Regions from separate parts of the Mus musculus genome. Here region 2 is linked to region 1. The links are chromatin contacts, found by Hi-C or POLR2A ChIA-PET in ENCODE. All regions are on one chromosome and are shown on one strand. Each heading gives the region's core, a stretch centred on a gene start or an enhancer-like site at or near the end of the contact. The rest is flanking DNA. Distances are from core to core; before and after follow the strand shown. Region 1 holds the start of Daam1 (dishevelled associated activator of morphogenesis 1). Region 2 overlaps Daam1 (dishevelled associated activator of morphogenesis 1).

Evidence for each region. A loop is a pair of places that touch in the nucleus more often than their neighbours do. ChIA-PET counts read pairs that join two places held with the same protein, here RNA polymerase II (POLR2A).
Region 2: a map of heart shows a loop between it and region 1 (2.9-fold over the local background). The contact joins the enhancer-like site here to the promoter of Daam1 in region 1. A Hi-C loop is called at or near these places in 6 of 37 maps with a recorded cell type or tissue (T-helper 1 cell, T-helper 17 cell, heart and 1 more). POLR2A ChIA-PET finds 5 or more read pairs at or near these places in 3 of 5 experiments (all embryonic stem cell).

What each region holds. Positions count from the first base shown.
Region 1 is chr12:71,827,831-71,833,167 of GRCm38, reverse strand. Daam1 (dishevelled associated activator of morphogenesis 1) reads right to left here and starts at 2,100. Exons shown (of 26, transcript NM_026102.3): 1 at 1,837-2,100.
Region 2 is chr12:71,861,269-71,866,605 of GRCm38, reverse strand. The region is part of intron 1 of Daam1 (dishevelled associated activator of morphogenesis 1); the gene reads right to left. Among named protein-coding and RNA genes, the nearest start is that of Daam1, 33 kb to the right of the region's middle. Within about 2 kb of position 2,510, at least 1 of the 3 ENCODE cell types and tissues checked has a DNase peak (open chromatin) inside an H3K27ac peak, as active enhancers do; it is heart, where a contact is called at or near this core.

The DNA.
Region 1 (5,337 bases), core at 851-3,350:
TTTGGAGGAGGAGTCATTTTCCAAGTCTCAAAACTTTAAACCTAAAACCAACGTTAGGAATTCTCTGAACTCCCCTGTCTACATTATCAATGAGATGACAGGTGCTCCCAGAGGTAACTGTTAGCCCACAGCAGGACATCACATAAAATGCTGGCACAGGACCTAGGGCTCCTGTTTTCAGCCTCCAGAGTTCCACTTTAAGGATCTTCAGCTGGAGTTTAGATTTCATAAAAATTGCAATGTCTCTGTTCTCCATACCTCAACTTCAATTATTAATTGCTCTGTCATTTACAGGTAATGGTACTTCAGGTAATTGCTGACCAGGGAGCTGTGTAGGCCTGGGAAGAGTGACCTTGTTAAGTAAATTGCCTCCAGCACTATTAACTATGATAATGATGGAAAGATACAGTTCACTCGTTGGAGGAAAAACATCTTCCAAATTTAGTTTACCTTAGAACAAAAGCCCCAGACAATTCGCTTTGAGATGATGTATAGGCACATGGGAGGGGACAGGTCCAAAAATATGGTGTCCAAGCTATGTAGGAAAGAATATGGGGGAGTCCCAGAGCTGCTAGGAGGGTGAGGAAGAGGGAGCAGCTGGGCCCAGGGCAAACATTTGACCACACCCCCCCGACCACACCCTCCCAGCTGCCCGCAGAGCCACAACGAATTGAAACAGCAGTGCGAGCTGTTAAGATTCCAAAGGCAGAAGTCGCCATGGCAACCGGATTCGTCTTGCAGGCAAACTATGCTTCAATTCACTAGGTCCGGCTCAAATCTCAAGAAACTACCAATTCAATGGGGGCAAAACGGTCACGGGCAGCATTTGCTCTGGATGCTCTCCCAACATTGACGGTGGAGGAGAGAGACTGAGAGGAGGAATCTATTTCTGAGCACAGTAAAACATTTTATGGGGAGGGGACAGAACGTCCCAAACCTTGATTGTAAGCAACGTGCAAAGGACCGTAGAAGGGTTTGATGAATGTGAGTAAATGAACGAATGGAGCTGACGCAAAAAGGGAAAAGAAAAGCCAGAAGACTTTCGAGTTGTCCAGCCGGGCCGGGTCCGGTCGGGTCGGGCCCGGCCTCGCCTCGCCCTGCTCTCCTCTCTAGTCAGAAGACAAGCCAATCCCAAACAGCTGGTTTGGGCACCAGTTAGATAAACCCGATTATCCAGCCCTCCTGCCCCCACAGCGAACCTTATCATTAGGTTATCCACCACCCCATCACCACCATGGTTCTAAGGAGAGCGTTTAGCCCACGCCCAGGTGCCCTTTGCAGGGCTCCATTTGGCAGAGCCAAGACTGCGATACGCCCCTCGAAGCAGGACGCGGGGAACCCCATCCAGTCCCCCGGAGACGCAGCCTCCCCGCGCCGCAGCTAGCCGCCGGCTCGCGGCCTCCGCAATGCCAGGTTTCCTTCTTCTCTCTGCACACAGTAAACTCGGAGACTGCCTGGATTAGTCAGCCCCTCCGTTTTGAGTATGACTTGACCCGAAGGTGATAGGAATGGTAGGGGAATCGCGGTCACGGCCATGCCCACGGATCTTACAGAGCCAGCGGCCCAGGAGCGCCGCCCGCTGCCGCAGCTCCCTCAGCCCTGGCCCCGGGGAGCCTGTGGCCGGGAAGAAGAGAGATGTACCCGGCCGGCTCCACGGCCACCGAGCGCCTCGGAAAGAAAGAAGGGAGGGACCCCATCCTCGGGGATGCCTTCCTTCAGGCTCGCCTCGCTCCGAGCCGTGCTGCAGCCATTTTCCAAAGCCTAGATTGGCAGCTCGTAGCTGTCTCGGTCCTGTTCCCACCCAAACCCAACCTGAAGGACGAGTTTAATATTTACCTACTGGCCCCGGAGCTCCGGGAAGCAGCAGGAGGGCGCGCCGCGACAGCGCGAAGAACCAGCACGCCCACCCCGCGCCACGGTGCGGTGCCGCTAATGAATGAGTGCGGCGGGCGAGCCGAGGAGTCCCCTCACCTGAGCAGCCGCTGCATGCTGGAAAGGCCGCTCTGCGCTCCCGGTACAATGGGATCCGGTTAAACAGTTCCCTTCACAGCCGCTCGTAGGTTACCAACTCGCAGGTGACATCACCCTCGTCTCCTCTGATAGGACACAAGGTGGCACCCACTGCGCATGGACGCTTTGACTCGCCTTTAGGATTCTGGATGTTGTAGTCCTAGTCCTACAGACAGAGCCGAAACAGTCTCTCCATCCTCACGCTCAGGAACTACATTTACCGAGGTGCATCTCTGTCCCTCTGTGCCAGCCCCCTCCCCGCCCCCCAGACCCGCCCCCTCCCCGCCCTCCAGTTTAGCAGAACCAGTGGTGGTCAGTCAGAAGCCTAGGGGCATAATGTTTGGGGAAGAGGGCGAGGCACCCAGCGGCCGTGCCCTTTGACTTGACCTCTGATCCTGCCAGCGGGTAGGCTGCAGGACCAAGGGGCGTCCTGAACTCGCGCACACCCGCCAGGCACTTCTGTTCGGTTGGGCTCTCCTGCCCCCATCTGGGAAGGGTCCATAAAAGCCTTTCTCTTCCTTCCCTGCTCAAAACCACTAATTCATAGGACTCCAGGGGTTCTGGGTTGAATACTGAATCAGTATTTCCTCACATCCCCAAGGATCAAACAACGCCAGCCGCGGAAAAAAAGGAATCTCCTTGAACCACACTTTGGGTTAGTTCACCTTCCTCCTCTCTTTCCTTTTTTCCCTTTTAAACCAAGACCGAGTCGAGTGGTCAAGAAGAAAGCTGGGGACAACTTAGTTGGCTAACCTGAGAAAAACCGGCGGCTGTCACTAATGAAAATGCTGTGTAATAGAAGACAGAGACAGTCACCACAATCCTGCGTCTGAAAGCCTGCTGCTGTGGAGATAAAACTATCGAACAGCCATGCTTTTGTTCATCCCTTTAGGGACTTCCCGCTCTGGTGGCTCTCAGCTCCTCCGAAGATAACATGCATATCTCAAAGTTTTAGTTAATTACTCATATATAAAATTTTAAAATCCACAACACTCCCTCCACCCTTGTTCCCCGCACATTTCCTTTCAAAAATATAAAAATTTTAAGACCTTTAAGCAAACAGTACCCTTCAAGGATTGCCCCCGATCTTCAGACACTTTTATGTGTATTCAAGTGTTAGCAAAGGGTGTGAAGTGAAATTCTGACCCTTCTGGAAGATTTTGGTTTTAATACATAAAAGTTTTCGGTTTCATGATCTCATTCAATAACACCAAAGGTGAGAAACTTAAATAGAGGGAACAAATGTCCAAGTGTGTGTGTGTGTGTTTGGGGGTGGGGGGGGCTGTATTCATTCCACTCTCAATGGCACTGCTGTGATCAGCTCACACGCCCTCTTCCACCAGCAAAATTAAGATTTTGCTTCTCAGGAAATGAAGACTGACAATTAAAATTTCCAACTACTCTTCACCTAATTGCTGGTGGAATATCACATCACTACTTATCTTCCCTTTTCTGCTTCAAACACTAAGGCTCAAGTGAAATACGTTCTTGGAACTAGAGGAGCATCTCAGAGGAGAGGGAAAATGATGGGTTTTTTTGTTTGTTTGTTTGTTTGTTTGTTTGATTTTTGGGTTTTTTTTTTTTTTGTGTGTGTGAAAGAGGAGGTTGCTGTTGGATTCTGATCGTCTTTTGACAAGCCTATTCTGTACAGAGCAGAACCGTTTGTCTCCACAGAAGCAGGATATAACTTTGTTGCTCTTCTGATCTATTCTATTTCAAATATCTGAAGTGGAACCTAGACAACACAATTGTTCCTTTGGCCATCAGAACAAGGGTACAAGCGGTGATGCTCCAACTAATGGGTAGGCTTAATGTATTGTTCAATTGGCTGTGGGAAAATATTCAGAAAGAAACCCAACCTCACATGGTTCTAAATGTTCCCCCAATCTTATAACTGTGGAAAGCTTTTAGGTGGAAACATAATCAGTGAGCTTGGATTTTACTGAGTCAATAAACTGAACTCGGAGCCTCTCTATCAGGCAAGGTTTGTCCTTAGAGATGAAAGCATGCTGTTAAGGCACTCAGAGAAATAATTTTATAGAAGAAATGCCCTCTCTGCAAGCTCTCTTAGTTCTCTGCAATAAAAAGGAATAAACTCTTGCTCAAAGGAAAAAAAAATCCCTTCTCTATAACAGTATTACGGGGTGTGTCACATACCTCCACGTATAAAGGACAGCATGCAAAATAGACTACAAACGGAATTTGTATGTGAGAGAGAGAGAGAGAGAGAGAGAGAGAGAACTATCAACCAACTTTAAATGTAGATAATAGATAATAGAAGACTTGGTTTTCTGTTTAAGTAGTGATGAATTTAAACTGATCCCTGCACACTATTGCACCTGTAACCAAGGGAAACAAGATGGCTCTTTGGCATCAGAAATGCTATCTGTAGACCTGTAGACCTGAAATCAGTAGACTCGTAAACACTTCCACAATGGCACAAAGGAACTCCTATTCTCACACACACACACACACACACACCAACTTTCACACACTCATTGTATATGTCTGTATTCAATTCTTTTTACACAGCTCAGTCTCCGAAACCATGAAAAGCATTCATTCTCTCTAGCTAGATTTATATCCCAAGCCAGAAAGGTTTCTATATTTTTTCCTTTTATTTTTAAACAACTGATCCTGTCCTGGAATTACCTTACAAAAGACTCCACCTCACCCAGCAATCATGGACTATAAATTAGAAACACCTGGATTCATTGAGCATAGACTATCTCTACAGAGAGGGTGGGAGACAAAGGCATTGTGGAGCACGTTGCTGATATTTCAGAATAGCACCACCTGTCTCTGGTTACACATTTTACTTCAGGGAGGAAATAAGACACCAAGAGAGAAAAAATGAACATTTATCACCTTACAGGTGTTGTCACAGAACAGCTTGGTACTTCACAGCAGTTAAGGATGTATGTTGAGCCTGGCCTTAGGATTGAGCTATTCCTGTGGTTAGACCTGCACCTTTGCTTACACGTGTCACATAGTCTGTCTGAACCTCAGTCTCCTTATTTGTAAGACCATGTCATGCTTTTGTGTATTAGAGGAGGCAAGTAGAAATGCTTTTTTTTTAATGAAGCAGAGTTGAGGCATAATAAAGATGTTTTAAAGTTCACTTAAGCATGAGGGTTAAGAGCAAGGTAGGTTCTCAGAAGAAAGTGGAACACCCCTGAAAGCATGGCTGTGGGCTTTGTAAAGAGCAGCAGAAAGTAAGGTTTTCCCAAATGTGCGTTCAAGATCCTCAAAAGAGAGTCGCCATCGGCTATTGTTTGTTCTCCAGAAACTGATAACCATGGCCTTTTGCTGAAGACAACACTTATA
Region 2 (5,337 bases), core at 1,261-3,760, 33 kb before region 1:
TCCAGGACCCTACCCCACCCCCACCCCTGGCCCCGGCCTCAGTTACATCACTCACCACTCACCTTCTAGAAACATGCTAATTAATTTGTCTTAACCTCAGCATCATTTTTCAAAAGATCTGGTCTGCAAAAGATCCATCAGCAGCCAAGTAGACAGCTGCTCAACAAGGAAAACTTAATTCAGACACCAAGAATGGTAGACAGAATGCCCCCACCACCCCATGCCACAGAATAATGCTTCTTAAATTCTAATCTCTCTGAAATCTCCACTGAATTTTTGTTAAATCTGTTTTAAGTGTTTAACTTGTAAAAGTAGAAAGAAACCCAAGCCCAAGAAATGATTCCATGTTACACTCCAGGTAACACATCATGGCCTCTCTAGCAAGATGATGCTTGGTGACAGGGCCTCTAAGCTGAGTGGGTTTTCCCTCCCAGAAACGCTTGTCTGTGTGTTAGCCCAGTCACTCTTGCAGCTGACACAGGCTATCAGCAGCAGTTTGTCTTCCTATGGTCACAGAAACTCACCTCTCAGCACTCGGGAAGGACCTTTCCCCAACACCTGTTCTCAGGAAAGGACTGTGAAGTGACGGATTTGCCCTGTGGTTGGTTTCATCTATGGCAAACTTGAAATCTATTTCCAGGGTCAAACAGTTAATCAACACAGGACCTCAAATTTAAAAAACAAGGACAGTGTATTGCTTAGGTTGACTGGTATTATATTTATCTGCCCATATTATTATTCCATTACCTCAAACATTCTACTATTAGCATGGGGGTGGTAGACAGGAATCTATTTTTCATTCAATTCAATTGCTAATTATAGGTTGAAAAACATTCAGGGTAGTTGATGGGGATGGAAGCCACTGCCCAGAGTCACACATCACCAAAGGGTCTCTGGGGGCTTGCTAAAAAGAAAATCAGACCCACAACATGGAGCTGAGCCTCTTTCTGCCTCATTTCAACCAACGAGTATAATTAGGTAAGGTTACATACTTCCTACCAAGTTTTTAGGACTGAGACTACACATCTCTTGGTAAACAAATGGAGAAATGTTTCTATGAGATTGACTTTCAAAGAAATAATGACTCCAAGAGCCAGGATTCAAGTATATGTGGGACTTTTTTTTTTCATTGTGTTCTTGGTTTTTGTCCCCTGACCATCCCTGAAAACAGCAGTGTGGAAGGCATGTTTTCAATCAGGGTTTTATAAACTCATAAAGACTGCACTATGAAGTTAGATGACTAAATAGCCATCACGTGTGTTGGATTATACAGGAAGGAACTTAAGGTAGAAGAGGGCTTCTTAAACTTTCTCCATTTGTGACTGCATTTCACTAAATAACATTTTGTGTGACTCCAAGTATACAGGGACATAAGATAAGTATACAGACCAAACATTTCCTAATGGTAAATTACAAAGAAATTTATTTCAAAGTAGTTCTTTGGTACATATAATTTTTACCATTTATGACAGACATTTGCATACCAATGAAACAGAGCTAATCAACAGGTAATCAACACATCAGCCTGCATGCCTCTAAGTATAACAGAAAACACACCATTAAACCATCATCAAGAGTGAATTTGGTAAACACTATACCATCGCCCACCTGCTGGGACCAAAACACTCAGAAACACACTGAGAGAAATCTTCACTGTCAGCCTAGTAAATGTTTTGATACAACTGTGAGAGGCCACTGTTAGGGTTGAACTCCCACAGGCTTCAACAGCCTAGACCACACCAAAATGGAGTCATTCCTGCTAACTACCACATAATCAATTTAAGCTTTCAGGAAGCAGATAAATCCCCAAACAGACCAGTTTTTCCAGAAAGCAGGAGTCTGCGTGAATCAAGGACATCCCCTCTTGCTTTACAAAACAGGAAGCTGGAACGAGCTGATGTCAATCAGTCTGTTTCCAATTGTTTTGTCGCCTCACTCCTAAAGCCTCTGCTAGGCTATTACCAAAGAGCTCTCATTCTATTGTGTAGATGGAGATTGCCCAATTTATGAGTGGCTTAGAGGGGAAAAAGCAATTAGATCTATAACTAAATTTGTTGTGATTTTATAATTTGACACTTCAGTACTTACTGGCTAATTGGCACTACAAATATTTACTATTTCATGCTCATAAGAAAGGTTACTTTTCTGGTATTTTGAAAGCAAGCTTTTTTTTTCCTTTTTGAGGTAAAAGGGGATAGTCCGTTCTGCCAATGAACTGGCACTAGGAACCAGGAGAAACATATTACTGAAACCAGAGGCAAATCCAAACTAAACTAACCTTCTGACCTCCAAACATGCTCAACACAGGGATGTCCAACACAGCTGGCGGGGCTGGCGCAGGGTTTACTCTCAGATGACAACTGATGTGCATGGCATGTGATGTGCTGACTTGCGGGTGACTGTGGTACATACAGAGCAGAGTAAGGAAACCCATCAAGCATGGTGCACACACATGACCTTCCCCCCCCCCCCAGGGGAAATTTCTGAGTACTGAAACCCAAAATAGGAGTGGATCTAAAAATAGCCCCTCTGCTTCTACAGAGGTGTTTTCCTCTCGGCGTTCGTTCCAAATGTGTGGGAAGACAAAACGGCCTGGGTTAAGTGGATTTCCAGATTTCAGCAACAGCCACGTGATGCTTGGAACCCTCTTCAGCCAATAGCAGAAATACAATTTCCTCTTCCAGTTAGGTTTTTTTTTTTTTTTCCTTGTAAGCTTAGAAGGCGGACAGCACAAAACTGGGCAGGAGCACATAGAGCTAAGTTTTCTGAGACGCTCTCATTACTTCCTGTTGAAAATCTCAAAGTCTAACTCAGACTGAGGAAGACCATTAGATCTTGGGATTTTTGTCATTGACAAAATAGTGATTTTTTTTTTTCCTGAAGAAAGATGAGTAGAATTGACAGAGCACTTACTTTCCCTACCATGCCACACGTGTGCAGGACTTGAGTATCACTGCTAAGGTTCCTTCTGTTCCTAGTCCATTAAATGTGACACTGTAAGAAAAGACTACTTGTGGGAAGGAACACACATGCTATCGTTTCTTTAGGAAAGGTAATCTATTAACTACTTCATTCTATGTTCTAAGCCACCTCCAGCTGTATGGTAAACCTTCTCCCCAATGGCACATACAAAAACTTACTCCTTTTCTGTACTATTTCAAATCAAAGAACTACAATGATACCCCAGAAATCAAAGCAAGCAAACAAAACATGTCCCAAAGGATCTACAACTCTAAGGTATTTGGGCCTGGGCTAAGAAGGAACAACAGTCCTGCCTCGGCTGCCTCAGTAAGCGACTGAGGTAGCTCCACTCAGACAGCTGGCCTCTGGAGCAGGGAGGGCCACCTGTGCACAGGATGAAACCCAACATATACTGACTATGCATATGCCCTCTATCTGTCCAGCACTGACATAAATACAAGCCCCTTCACTCACCCCTCCCCTCAAGATGAAGTTTAGTGGAAGAGTTTTCAGTGCGAGCAGCTTCTGGGTGCTGGGGACACTCATTCTGAATGAGTGGGAGCTGGGGACCGTCCCGGTGAGGCATGAAGGGACTCCAGGCCTACATAGGAAGCCTTGCACCTCTCTGCATAGTATTTACCACAAGAGACAAACACTACAAGAATGATAGGTGTCAGAACAAACTGAACTTGCAATTCTCACTCCTAGTCCCTGGCCATCCCAAACGAGCCTGCAGGGCATCACAGACAGAGCTTGCGTTCCCACAGCCAGGTGTCTAGGTCGAAGTGTGCACAGTGACTGGAAGGCAGCCTGCACGGACGGCCTGGAAGGAGACCAGGACGGGGCTTCTCCCCTTCACCCTGAAAGCTTCCTTTCAGAAGCAAGTCATCTGACGGCGAAAGGACAACAAAGCGTGTCACACCTTTTGTATTAAAATCATTTTAATACAGAATCCTTTATCAAATGAAAACCCATTTCTGTACAGAGGGTCATCCTATGAAACAGTGACAAAATTTGTAAGTAACAAAAGCAGACGCTGAAGCAGAAACACAAGAAAATTACTTTAAAGATATATTGGCTGATTCTGGAGAGGTCAACGCTGTAATGCAAAATTGTGGTTGTCTTACTAGCAATCCTATAGACTTATTCTACATCACTAAAGTAGGAACTCCAAGGCTAGGAAGGTGGCTCAATCTATCTCATGTTGTTCACACAGACCCACAGCACCCATGTTGACACATGGTCTCCATGAATATACACATACCCACACAAACACATGTACACCACATACAAATACACATATGGGGACAGGGGTTACAAAATGAATCTGACCAAAACAAGGATCCACCGGCAAAACTGAACCATATCTGTGTAACCCCTGGGGAGGGGATGGGGGCATTTACCATGTACCTACGTAACCAGAGTTGAGCAGGACCAATCCTATGTAGCCTCCCAGTATCCTTTAAGATAATATAGGGATGCTAGTCGGTGCCACACCCATTCCCAAGTTTTGTTTTGTTTAGTCTCCCACCCCTCCCCCCAAGACAGGGTTTCTCTATGTAGTCCTGGCTGTCCTGAAACTCACTCTGTAGACCAGGCTGGCCTCAAACTCAGAAATCCACCTGCCTCTGCCTCCCAAGTGCTGGGATTAAAGGTGTGTGCCAGCACTGCCCGGCGCATTCCCAAGTTCTAAGGAAAGGCTCATACAATGTACTTTCAGCATATAACCCAGCTTTATCAACTTCAGCTGCCCTGCCATTAGCAAAAGGGGAGGGAGAAATCTCATACTGACGGTAAGCAGGTCAAACTGCATGTCTGGTTTCAGAACTAAAAGTCCTGCTGAAGCACACTGAGTTAGTCTCTTCAGCATTCTGACTTCACAGCAAATTATCCAGCCTTTTCTGGCCATGATCACTGCTCCCCTAATCCTACTCAAACTGTCCTAATGTTGAGTATAGATTTAAGATGGGCCAAGTACATTTCCTCCCTGAAACACTAACTCCTCGGCAACATCCATGCTTTCAGACTGCCGGCTCTTCATACAGAGAAGCAAACAGTGTAGAAGGAGGTAGGGTGCAATGCCCATCTCCACACTGCGGGTCCCAGGGGCCACTCCATCAAAATCACTTCATTAAAAACTGTCCTAAGGCCCAGGCACAAACTACTTGGAAGCAACAGAAAGCACCAAGCTAGCCATTCAATTGGCACTATCACTTAACTAAGTTGTTATTATCAGTAACTATAACACCTGTACCAGTCTGACGCCTTGCAGTTGGTTACTGGTGGCTGCCCCAGTGCTGTGCAAACTGAGTTTCATGACATACCAATATGATGGGTCAGTAAAGAGAATAAAGTTCATAGGTCTGCACAATGACC